2 separate regions of the Homo sapiens genome follow, and region 2 is linked to region 1. Evidence: chromatin loops called from intact Hi-C (ENCODE). Cell type or tissue: endothelial cell of umbilical vein. All regions are shown on one strand. Links, peaks and the distances in the headings refer to the core of each region. The heading gives the core; the rest is flanking DNA.

What was found. A loop is a pair of places that touch in the nucleus more often than their neighbours do. Peaks named below come from ENCODE experiments on the same cell type or tissue, not always from the same donor. Only the 100,000 strongest peaks of a DNase experiment are listed, where the experiment ranks them.
Region 2: it touches region 1 in a loop (9-fold over the local background); 1 of 110 quality-filtered maps calls a loop at or near these places.

The regions. Positions count from the first base shown.
Region 1 is chr9:131,114,402-131,120,513 of GRCh38, reverse strand. AIF1L (allograft inflammatory factor 1 like) reads right to left here. Exons shown (of 6, transcript NM_031426.4): 4 at 5,896-5,937; 5 at 2,596-2,758; 6 at 1-279. The coding sequence ends at 192. Among named protein-coding and RNA genes, the nearest start is that of NUP214, 8.1 kb to the left of the region's middle. In endothelial cell of umbilical vein, for the core only: no CTCF peak of the experiment used is centred there; DNase peaks (open chromatin) are centred at 3,183 and 3,353; H3K27ac peaks cover 2,149 bases.
Region 2 is chr9:131,234,789-131,240,900 of GRCh38, reverse strand. No RefSeq gene overlaps it. Among named protein-coding and RNA genes, the nearest start is that of FAM78A, 39 kb to the left of the region's middle. RefSeq lists enhancers at 2,488-2,647, 2,444-3,011, 3,067-3,567, 3,568-4,068, 1,104-5,992. In endothelial cell of umbilical vein, for the core only: no CTCF peak of the experiment used is centred there; DNase peaks (open chromatin) are centred at 2,160, 2,850 and 3,430; H3K27ac peaks cover 2,324 bases.

The DNA of each region.
Region 1 (6,112 bases), core at 2,326-4,825:
GCTCAGGATTCCCCGACCCAGAGCCCCTTTAAGGCAGATAATTTGTGCTTTACAAAGACATTGATGAAAACACAAACAAACCCTCAATGACCAAACAAATGAGAGAGAGAGAGATCACAGTGTGTCAAGAAGGGCAGCAAGATCGGGAGGGAGGTATGGGGTGGGAAGGCTGGGGAGTCCAGGCGGGGTCCTCAGGGCAGGCTAGCAATGTCTCTCTCTGGAGGGGGGCCAACTGGCTTGGGGCTGCTCTCGTTGGCTTTTCCTTCAAACATCATGACTCTGGTTTGGAGATGGAGAAAAGAAAAAAAGAAAGAAAAACAAGATTAGGATCCTTCCCTCATCCAGGGAAAGATCATCCCAGCCTCATGTCAGCAGGGTCCTCAACAGAATTTAAATCTGTTCTCCAGTGGGATCCTTGCAGAAGCCCAAGACAGCAGCTCCAAGGAAGGGGCTGCTAGTCCCATTTTACAGAGGAGAAAATGGAGGCGCAAAGTGGTGATATGACTCCTCAGAACCACACAGGCGGTCCAGGGCAGAGGCTGGGTACGACTCCAGGCTTCTGACTTCCAGGCCATACCCTTCCCTTAACCACACTGCCTGGAGGAGGCTGAGCCAGGCTGGGCCACGCCTCTGCGCAAAGATCTTCAAAAACCTGCCCACTGCTCTGAGAGTGGTGTCTGGGGAGTAGAGGGTAGGGGCTCAGCGTATAACCTCTAGGGCAACTGCCTAGATTCAAATGCCAGCCCTGCTACTTCCCAGCCGGGTGGCTCAAGCAAGACACTTGACCTCTCTGATCCTTGGCGTTTCTCCCTGGAAGTGGGGTGCTAGAAGATCTGGCCAGATTGGACCGTGGGCTCATGGGCCAGGTACTCAGTCTCCTTGGGCCTCAACAAGCTCCTTTGTAAAATGAGACAGGTATATTTTACATTCGTACTTTAAAAAAGTGAATCTTATTTCATAAAAGCCAAGTAAGTGTTATTTTCTGTTTTCTTTTTTTTTTTTTTTTTCTTTTGAGACAGAGTTTTGTTCTTGCCGCCCAGGCTGGAGGGCAATGTCACGATCTCTGCTCACTGCAACCTCCGCCTCCTGGGCTCAAGTGATTCTCCTGCCTCAGCCTCCCGAGTAGCCAGGATTACAGGCGTGAGCCACAACACCCAGCTAATTTTTGTATTTTTAGTAGAAACGGGGTTTCACCATGTTGACCAGGCTAGTCTCGAACTCCTGACCTCAGGTGATCCACCGGCCTCAGCCTCCCGAAGCGCTGGGATTAAAGGCGTGAGCCAGGGCACCTGGCAGAGTGTTATTTTCAGCTGTGACAAATGACAATGAGACTGCCCTGGGGCAATGCTGTAACGCTCTTCAATGGGGCAGCACCCACAATGTGCTACCACGTAGTAGGTGTTTGCCATCAGCCACACAAGGCTGAAATCTTCATAAGTGTCATTTCACTAGCCCTCAGGACATCACGGAAGACATGATTATCACCCCTATTTTATAGATGAAGAAACTGAGACTCGCAGACCTAAGGTAACTTGCCCAGGGTCATTTTGGTAGCAAGTAATAGCATCAAGATGCAAACCCTGCCTCCCTTTGGGGCCAATTTTTGACTCTATTTTATGCTTACAAGCCTGTGGGGGTAGTGGAGGTGCTTTACAAATGGGGAAACTGCCAGGCATGGTGGCTCACGCCTGTAATCCTAGCACTTTGGGAGGCCGAGGGGGTCTGATCTCTTGGAAGTCAGGAGTTTGAGACCAACCTGGCCAACATGGCGAAACCCCATTTCTACTAAAAATACAAAAATTAGTTGGGTGTGGTGGCGCACACCTGTAATCCTGGCTACTCGGGAGGCTGAGGCAGGAGAATCACTTGAGCTCAGGAGGCGGAGGTTGCAGTGAGCTGAGATCATGTCACTGCACTCCAGCCTGGGTGACAGAGCGAGATCTCAAAAAGAAAAAAAAAAAAAAGGAAAACTAAGGCTCGGAAAGTTTCAACAGATTTATCACCATTATCACCATCACCACCATCATCATCATCACAGTTGCCACTTACTGAGTACTGATTCTGCCTGACTCTGCTACAAGCTAATTTCCCCTACAGGGTACATATTAATATGACCATTTGGGCCGGGTGTGGTGGCTCACGCCTATAATCCTAACATTTTGGGAGGCTGAGGAGGGCAGATTACCTGAGGTCAGGAGTTTGAGACTAGCCTGGCCAACATGGCAAAACCCCGTCTCTTCTAAAAATACAAAAATTAGCCAAGCATAGTGGTGCATGCCTGTAATCTCAGCTACTAGGGAGGCTGAGGCAGAAGAATCACTTGAACCCAGGAGGCGGAGGTTGCAGTGAGCCAAGATCACACCACTGCACTCCAGCCTGGGCAATAGAGTAAGACTCCATCTCAAAAGAAAAAAAAACAAACAAACAATTGACAGATAAGGAAATCAGGATCAGGAGAAGTAAGTACCTTGTCCAGCAGGTCGCACAATGAGTTACCTACTAGGTGGGGAATGGCTGGGGTGCCCAGAGCCAGGGGCCTCTCTGCACAGAATGATTTTGCCTTCAGAGATCCCAAGGGAGGAAGGAGGTACTCACAACTTGAGGACAGCCGACCGTTTCCCCAGCATCATGTTCACAAAGTCTCGGTAGGATATAGTGTCACTGACCCCTCCTGTCACCTCTGAGATCATCTTCTTCATCTCCAGGTGGGTCTTGGGGACACCAAGCTTCTCCATCATCCTCTTTAAAGACATCAGGTCTGCCGGGGGAAAAGCAGATCTGTTAAGTGGAGATGGGCTGCTGGGGCTTAGCAGGGAAGCTGGGAAAGCTCCACTCAGGCACCCCACGCCTAGAAACTTGGCGTCTGCACTCCTTCTCTAGGGAGGAGGAGCCCATCACGCCCTCCCTGCTCTCTTTGGAGGCCGTATAGGCTAGTGGTTAGTGACCTGGGCTTCTAGAGTCAGACGGGCTTGCATTGGAATCGAGCTCTGCTATTCCTGGCTCTGGGATCTGGGGCACACTACTTAACCTCTCTGAACCCCTGCTCCCACCAACGGTGGAACGGGTGGATGGGATCATTCAGGGATCTCTGTGCAGGAAGCACCGGCCCAGAGCACTTTCTTCACACCATGACTGTGGGCTCTGCTATTTCCTGCAGTTAGGGTGGGCTGGGTGCCCACTCTCCTGCTGCCTGGGGAGTTATGCCCAGTGTGGCAGGGTCAGGAAGTCAGGCATTGAAAGTAACTCTGCTGGGTGCCGAGTGGCAGGTGGCTTCTCCCCACGTGCCACTCCTGTCCTGCTGTCCTAGGGCTCTGCCCCGGCTGGAAGGGAGAGGATGCCAAAAATATCCCACAGAGCAGGAAAACCAACAAAAGAACAAAATTCAAGAAAAACAAGGGAGGCCCCAGAATGTCACTCCAGCCCGAGGCGGTGCTGTCTCTGACCGCCCAGCTCCCACCAAGATCTGAGGCAATTTCCTTTGGATTGTTCTCCAGTGAACAATGGGTCATCTAAGGATGGCAGGAGAGGGCTGGGGTAGGGGCCATGGGCCGTGGCGCAGCCAATGCTCCTCCTGGCAAGGCGGGCGGGACTGGGGCCAGGCCCAAAGGTGCCAGGATGTCCACGCATTCAGAGAGAGCTGGGCAGCCTTCTCCAGGAAAGGGGGAAAGGGCTGCACACGCACTGCCAGACTCTGAAGTTGGCAGGACCTTTCTCGGGCAGTTCGGCAAGATGCTTCAAAAGCCTTTGACCCAGTGTCCCCTTCCTGAGATTTCCTCTACAGAAATAACCAGGGAGGTGAACAAGCACTCATGTACAAAGAGGTTCTTTACAGGATTATCAATAATAGTTAAAATTGGAAGGCATCCAAATGGTCCACACAAAGGCATCGGCTAAACAAATTAGAATCCATTCCTACAATGCAGCCATTAACTATATTTCAAAAGAAAAATCAGCTGGCGCCATGGCTCATGCCTGTAATCCCAGCACTTTGGGACGACGAGGCAGGCGGATCACTTGAGGCCAGGAGTTTGAGTCCAGCCTGGCCAACATGGTGAAACCTCGTCTCTACTAAAAATACGAAAATTAGCCGGGCGTGGTGGTGCGTGCCTGTAATCTCAGCTACTTGGGAGGCTGAGGCAGGAGAACCGCTTGAACCTGGGAGGCTGAGGATGCAGTGAGCCAAGATTGTGCCACTGCACTCCAGCCTGGGCAACAGAATGAGACTATGTCTCAAAAAAAGAAAGAAAAATCAATAATAAATCAAAATACTCACCATTGTTTTATTTCACTTATTTTTTCTGGCCGGGCTGACCAATAGAAAGTTATTTTTTTCAAGGAGGCTCAAAAATGATATAAAACAGCTTTTGTGATTAGAATAAAGAGTGGAAGGCTAGAAACGGAAATGTTTGTAGCAGTTACTTCTGGGAGGTGGGGTTGTGGGTGATGCATTTTTGTCTTTTTGTCTTGCTGTGTTTCCCCAATTTTTTTAATGATGAAAATGTGTTTATTTGATAAGCCAAATTTTTTTTTTTTTTTTTTGAGACGAAGTCTTGCTCTTGTCCCCTAGGCTGGAGTGCAATGGTGCAATCTGGGCTCACTGCAACCTCCACCTCCTGGGTTAAAGCAATTCTCCTGCCTCAGCCTCCCGAGTAGCTGGGATTACAGGCATCTGCCACCATGCCCGGCTAATTTTTGCATTTTTAGTAAAGATGGGGTTTCACCATGTTGCCCAGGCTGGTCTCGAACTCCTGATCTCATGTGATCCGCCCGCCTTGGCCTCCCAAAGTGCTGGGATTACAGGCGTGAGACACTGTGCCTGGCCAAATTTTCTTTCTAAAGAAAAAAAAAAATGATCAAAATATTCTAAAGGGAGAAGAAAAGAGAGAGGACAGAGGAAGAGGAGTAGAAATGCCGGTAGCAGCATCAATCTGAGACGCAGGATGAAATGGAAAAGGGGGAAACTGTTCAGAAACCAACGGCTGGGCCCTGGTTCACTGCCAGTGTTCCATGTAAGCAAGTCATTTCACCTTTCTTTTTGCTTTTTTTTTTTTTTTTTTTTTTTTTGAGACAGAATCTCGCTCTGTCACCCAGGCTGGAGTGCAGTGGCACAATCTTGGCTCACTGCAACCTCCGCCTCCTGGGTTCAAGCAGTTCTCCTGCCTCAGCCTCCCGAGTAGCTGGGATTACAGGCACCCGCCACCACACCCAGCTAATTTTTGTATTTTTAGTAGAGATGGGATTTCGTCATGTTGGCCAGGCTGGTCTTGAACTCCTGACCTCAGGTGATCCCCACGCCTTGGCCTCCCAAAGTGCTGGGATTACAGGCTTGAGCCATGGCGCCCGGCCCATTTCACCTTTCTGAGTCTTGCTTTCCTCATCTGTAAAATGGGGATAATTAAACCAGCCTTAACCACTTCTTTGCGGGTGAGGTCCAGGTATGGTCTCCTACCAGAACGTAAGTGCCAGTAGCTGCACAGCAGGATGCAATAAGGAGAGAATCAACGTATATAAAAGCAACTTGTCAACTGCCGAATGACATACAATGGAAAGACAGACTTCAGGGCCACTGAAATGCCAGCCAGGAGGCCCAGGGCCTGTCCACCCTGAGTGTCTCCAGCCCTGGGCAGGTGTGGCACCCTCTGTCCTGAGTCCCCGTAGCACCTGGGGTGGGAGGCTGAGGTGTGGGTGGGGAGGGAAGCAGTAGGGGATCAAAGGGTCTGGAGGAGTCTGAGGGCAGTGGTGCCAGGGCAGAAGGCAAGGGGCTGGGGCTGGCTCGGCGCAACATATTCACCAGCCTTCCGGACTGCCCCATGCCCCTCACCCGCACAGAGGGTCCCTCAAGCCCTCTACCCACTTAACACCCTCCTCCCTAAACACACTCAAGGCTTCACTCACCAATCTCGCCTTCATTGTTCAGGTCAAACTCCATGTACTTCTCTGGAAATCACAGAGCAAAAACTAGCATTAGTTTGGAAGCAGCGTCTCCCTGTGGGGACCCAGTGGCTCCCTTGTGGGCAAATGACCGTGTCCTCAGGAGTCTGAACCACCTCCCGCACCCTACCAAGGGTCTTGACCTGAGTCCCCCATCCGCTGAGCCATGGCCTCTGGGGAA
Region 2 (6,112 bases), core at 1,458-3,957, 120 kb before region 1:
CACACAGTCTGCCTAAAGATGTGGCTGGGGGCCTGGAAGTGGTAGGGGGCGCAGGATAGGTTGGCGTTCATCCACTTGCAGGGGAAGGGCAGGCACTTTCACTTGTTTCTGTAGAAATTGCCAGAAACGCTGATGCCCTTGCCACCCAGGACCACCACCTCTTGGTCCAGCAGTACCTATTTGGCTGTGATAGCCACAGGTGGCCCAGGAGATGGCCTCAGCCACTGCGTACCAGGGCCTGCCCCTCTGCTACCTTTGACAGCCGCCCGTTACCGGGTGCTTTTGTATTCCTATGCGCTTCTTGGGCTTTGTTCTGGGCTCTTACTTGGAAATAGTTTGATTTGTTTGGGTCTTGCTTTTAAGCGTTGTTAGGTGAGATCCAAGTGGCATTCTGGGTAGGACTCATATTCTCCCAGCACCGAGACAAAACGTTTCTGAGCACTGTTTCCAATGCGAAGTGATTTATGAGGCTTTCCACTTCGGCCGGCAGGAAGAGGCACTATTCTTCGCCCTAGAGTTCTGAAGAGTTTGCCTCTAATCCTCTCATGTTGTTTTCCTTCTCTAGACCCGGGATTTCCTCACATGTACCAAGCTGAGCAGTACTCAGTTGAATACTCGAGAGGACCCTCCGCAAGGGTCCAGAGTTCTCTCTGTGTGAGGCCCTCTCCTCCCCAGTCCTCTGCTTTGTAAACTCCGGGAGACTGTCGGGCTCCTCTTGGGCTCTCCTTCCATGCACTGTGATCTGGACACACTCTCCAGGCGGTAACTGGGGCAATCATATGGCTCATTCATTAGTTTCTTGAATCTTGGGGATCACTGTCCTTCCTTGTCTGATGTCTACTGTCTTGATTTTTTTTTTTTTTTTTTGGCAGAGTCTCACTCTGTCACCCAGGCTGGACCTTTGCGGGTCCCCGAGCCCCATTCCTGAAGTGAGTGCTGCCGGTCAGCTGTGGGATCAGGGAAGACTTCGTGGGGCACTGGGGTCCGTCTGCTGGGGCCTGGGTCTCTCCCTGAGAAGGCAGGGAAGCCACCGTGAGCACCCCAGTGACTCTGCCAGGCGCTGCCCTGAGCCCCGTGCAAGCCCTGCCCTGTGAGGCACACGGCACCTGCCTCATTTTCACGGGGGGCAGATGGGACGGCTTGCTCCAGCTGGTGTCTCAGAGAAAGGCCTCCTCCCCAGGGCCTCCTGCACCCAGTCTGCACTCTTCACCACTCACCTGGCTGCCCTGCCCTAGTGCGTTCCTGGGATGAGACCCAGAGGACCCCTGGGCAGGGTGGGGGAGCCCTGGCCTTGCTGTGTGCCTCTGGTGCCATTAGCTGGCCCTGTGCCCTTGAACTGTCTGAATACCTGCTATCTCTTGTCATCTCAGGTGGGGGTCTGGCTTTTGAACAAGTCTTGGCTTCTTTCTAGGAAGTCGTGCTGGGAGTCATTTATCAACAGTTCCTGACTCTTGCTCTGTCCTGGCACTGCCCTCACAGAGCTGCCCGTTGCTGGGACGGACTAGATAAATGAATGAAACCACCGACTACACGAGAAATTTCAATTGCGACGGAGGCCTCAAAATAGCAGTGCGGCAGGGCAGGAGCACACAAAGGGAGCCAGTGCCTGTGAGCAGGTCAGCCCACCAGGAAGGCTCTGCCGTGGGGAGGTGGCGCTTAAATGGAGACCTGCAGGATGAGCAGGAAGGGACAGAGGATGGAGCGGTCCTGTGGCGACGAGGAGAATGGGCCATTTGAGAAGCAGAGAAAGTGCAGAGGGGCCTGGAGAACCGCAGGGAGAGTTAGATGCGGAAGGGGGCAGGAGGGGGAGGAGGGCCAGACAGGAGGGCCTGCAGGCACTGTGAGGGCTGCATGGCAGCCAAGCCCCCTTCTAGGCTTCCAGATGGAAAGGCACTAGGTGAGGTCGAGAAAGCCAACATCCGATGGGCCACAAAGCAAAGCTGCTTCTGTACCCTCACGGGCCAGGATGCCAGCAAGGAGAGGTCGCCTCTAGCCAGGACCGGGCTCGGCTCTTGTCTCATATGCTGGGGCTCCCGCCTTCCATCCACAGCCCACTCGCTCCCCCCACCCCTGCCTGTGGCCTCTGCAGCTGGCAATCTAGGTCTGAAAACAATGCAGAGAATCTCCGGCCGGCCGGGGCTGCGGTATGGATGGGCTTCTATTTATAACAATGCAGCAACTGCCACCTCAGTGGGCCTGTGGCCTGACCTCTGGTGGGACTCTGGCAAGCCTCAAAGCCAGACCCCAGAGGAGACGGCAGAGGAAGGGCAGATGACACAGCTGAAGGGTATGGAGCCAGCTGCTCCCACCCTGGAGTCCTCGTCAGGACCCGCAAACCCCTGTCCATGTGCGGTTCACGCCAACATAAGCTAGACAGGCCCGGCCTCTGCCCAGCCCCCGCCGGGCTGCCGTTGTAGACAGATCGTGATCACAGATACAAACAGGTGAGAGGCAGCAGAGGGGACAGGTAACTGCGTGGTGTCAGGGTTATTTGCTGTGACTGATGTCAAGGCCGGCTTGTTTTCACAGGGTGGTCTGCTGGTCGGTAAGGGGTTCAGCAGTGTTGCTGGCACCAGCCGGCAAGATTTCTTTGGAAATGAACAGGTATCTTGGAGAAGAATCAGGAGATCCAATGGTAGCCAGCCAGGGCCTGGCAGGAGCGGGAGGGAGACACTGCCCGGGCCCCAGTGCTGGCTCCGCCCCTCATTCTCTTGTGAGACTTGGGCAAACCGCTTCCTGGCTCAGCCTCATTTTCTCATCTGAAAGCTGTGGGTTGTAGTACGTGGCTCACAGGGTGAAATGTGAAAATGTCAGTGAAGGGCTTAGCATAGTCAGTGCTGGCATGCTGTAGCCATCCAGTGAGTTGTTACTATTACAAAGCAATTTTTAAAAAGGAATGTGTGTTAGAAACACAACCAGCAGGAAGTGAGCTGTGCTTCCGTATAGCAACATCAACGAGGCAGCGGTTCCCAGCCTGAGTGCCAAGGACCCCAACTCCAAGGAGAAAGGTTCCGAGCAAACGTATTTGGGAAATGGCGGACTGTTTCCTCTTGTTGATTTACAAAACATATTTGCATATTAAAGGCTCAAAAAGGTCTTTTTTATAATAAAAAGATGTTAAATTTTGTTCCATCCACTCTTCCTAAACTTATATGGCCATAGAGCCCCCCCCCACCTTTTTTTTTTTTATAGAATACTAACTTCCCATAGGAGACATTTTGAAAACGGCAGAAGTTTGGGGGTTGATACACCCTCCATCCAATTGCTCCTCCTCCTTTCCCCAGGAGGAAAGTAGAGAGTGATGTTGAGACAGAGCAATGGGGGTGCACACGCAGGAATCCGACCAGCTGGCAGCCCAGGCTGGGAGATCCACTATCCCTGCCTTCCAGCCAGGGTGCTCCACGGACTTCCTCAGAGGAAGTTCAGGCAAGAAGCCCCATCTCTGGCATGAAACTGGGCCAGTTTTGTTGGCTGAAAATCAAATGCCGAGAAGTACTGGACAGGTCTTCTAAGAGAAATTACAAATGGGGCCAGGTGCACTGGCTCATGCCTGTAATCCCGGCACTTTGGGAGCCAAGGAGGGCGGATGGCTTGAGTCCAGGAGTTCAGGACCATCCTGGCTAACACGGTAAAACCCCGTCTCTACTAAAAATACAAAAATTAGCCAGGCGTGGTGGTGCACGCCTGTAGTCCCAGCTACTCGGGAGGCTGAGGCAGGAGAATCCCTTGAACCTGGGAGGCGGAGGTTGCAGCGAGCCGAGATTGTGCCACTGCACTCCAGCCTGGTGACAGAGCAAGACTCCGTCTTAAAAAAAAAAAAAAATAGAATAAACAACTAAGTGGCAGTCCAGAAGCCAAGTGGGGTGAGCTGCTGCAAGGCAGGATGAGGGCAAGGAAGGTCTTTCCTCCTCTGTTACAGGGACTCACAGAGGAGGGTTCAAAGTGTTTTGAGTGGCAAGGAGGTGACTTGGCCCACTTGTGCTTTTAGAGTTTTTCTTTTTTGAGCAGGTGCCAGAGCGGCTTAAATTTACACTTGTGTTTCTTATCAACAATTTCAGATAAAATCCCTTAGCCTGGATTAACTGCAAAATAAACATGTTCATGGGAGCTGGGTTCTGTTTTTCAGATGCCCCCTGGGTGGGTATTTATGGCTACTGTCCTTAGATTAAAGCAGAAGGCCCATGGGGTTCATGGACCATCTGTACAAGAATCACCCACTTTAGGAAAAACACAGATTCAAGGGCCTAGCCTAGCCCTGATGAAAAATCTCCAGCGAAAGCCTGAGCGCCGCACTAGAGCCGCACCATTCCCCAGCAGCAGGGTCCTGTGTTTGATAAGGGGCCTGAAGGCCAGGCAGGAGATGTCCCCACCCCACAGACCAGATGAGGTCAAAGTGGGAACCAACTTGGGATCATTTAACCCAGATGTCAGGCCAGAGCCTGCGGGTGAGCGTAACAGCATCGCCAAGACTGGGAAGCAGCTTTGGGCCAGGTGCACCTCATTTAGTCCGAACCGCCACCCTGCCAGACAGGTATTCGAATTCTACTTTACAACTGAGGGGAAAAACTCTCAAGACACAGAGGCCAAGTGCCTCGTTCTGGTTACAGAGCTGGTGGGGGTAAGAGTGAGGGCAGCCTGCACAGTCCACTCCTTCTCTGTAATGCCAGAGACCTGACCTAGAAGCCTCTCTGGAGGCTGCCACAGAGAACGCAAAGCTGAAAGCAGGCACCAGGACACTCACAGGTGGGCAGGGCCATGTGGAGGGGACCACCGGCTCAGCCACATCACCGTGCCACAGGACTCATACTTTTGCCCAAACGAGAGGCCGGGATTGTGGGTGTCGTGTAACTGGGGTTCTACCTGTCCCTGAGGAGCTCAATTTGGCCTCTATCCCTATGTTGCCATCTGAAGCACCAATTACCAGTGTGATATGTGTGTCTGGAAAAGCCAAGCAAAACACAGCCTAGCTCAGTCTGCGCCCCCTTTCCTGAGTTACGCGGAGCAGAAACATAAATGAAACCTCCTGTGCCTGCCGCTGCAGCACATGCCCCAGAAGGGCTGCGTGGGCATCCCTGGGGCCCCTTCTTGTCATCCAGGCTCTTTGCCTGCCCCGATTTGGAGATGGCTCAAGCCCCGCCATCTCCTCCCTGGGCAGGTGGGAGCGACTGTGCATTCCAGCCGGATATCCTGACAGTTCAGGCGTCAGGGGATGCAGGCTGAGCTGACCCCTGCCATCTACCGCTGTAATCACCCCCAAAAAAGGAACTTGGAGGGGCTCACATGCCAGTAGTACATTCCTCCGGGGCTGCTGCCTGACAGGGAGTGGGGGTGTTATCTGCCTGAGCACAGCTGATAGTGCCTTATGGAGAGATGTCACATGCCACCTCAATGGAGGATCAACGCAGAGAATTTGAGGTCAAGGGTTTAGGCCGAACCATTTCTATTTATAAAAAGGAGTGTCCAGGGGGAAGCAAAAGGGTAGGAGAAGACTGGCTCGGCCTGGGTGCCAGTCGGCAGGATGACAGCCAAGGGCAGAACGGAGCCTGCAGAGCTTCAGGTACATCTCTCCCTTTAAAGCTAAGCCCTCCGCCACGAGCCTCTCCTGTCAGAGCTTGAGTCCCTTTGTCTCTAGACTAGCACGAGCCCACGTGGGAGAAAGATGCCCTGTGACTGGTTGTGAATGTCATGGGGACTGTCCCCCCACTTCACCTGTGAACACAGGGTGGAGGTGACAGGCTCTTCAATTCTCAAGGACCAAAAAGAGCACACATTAAATTTATGGAGACCCCAGCTCTTTGCGAGAGGCAGAGCCCCTAGATAACGGACCGTACAGACAGCCCCTCCCTCTCCTAACTGCACAGAGCGCAGGGTGACAGTCATCCAGAGACACCACGGATCTAATTCCAGCTCTTGGCTCTGCTGGCATCTGGTTGAGGGAGGGATTTCTGAAACCCAACAGTGCTATACAATGAGATTCCTCTTCTCGTGAGCTTAAGAAATCACCAAACACAAAGCCAGGTGGGCGTCCAGCCTCTATCGGAGTCCTCTGGAGCCAGAGTCCCCAGGATGGAGGCTGGGAATGTGCACTTGACAAAGAACTCTGCAGGTGACC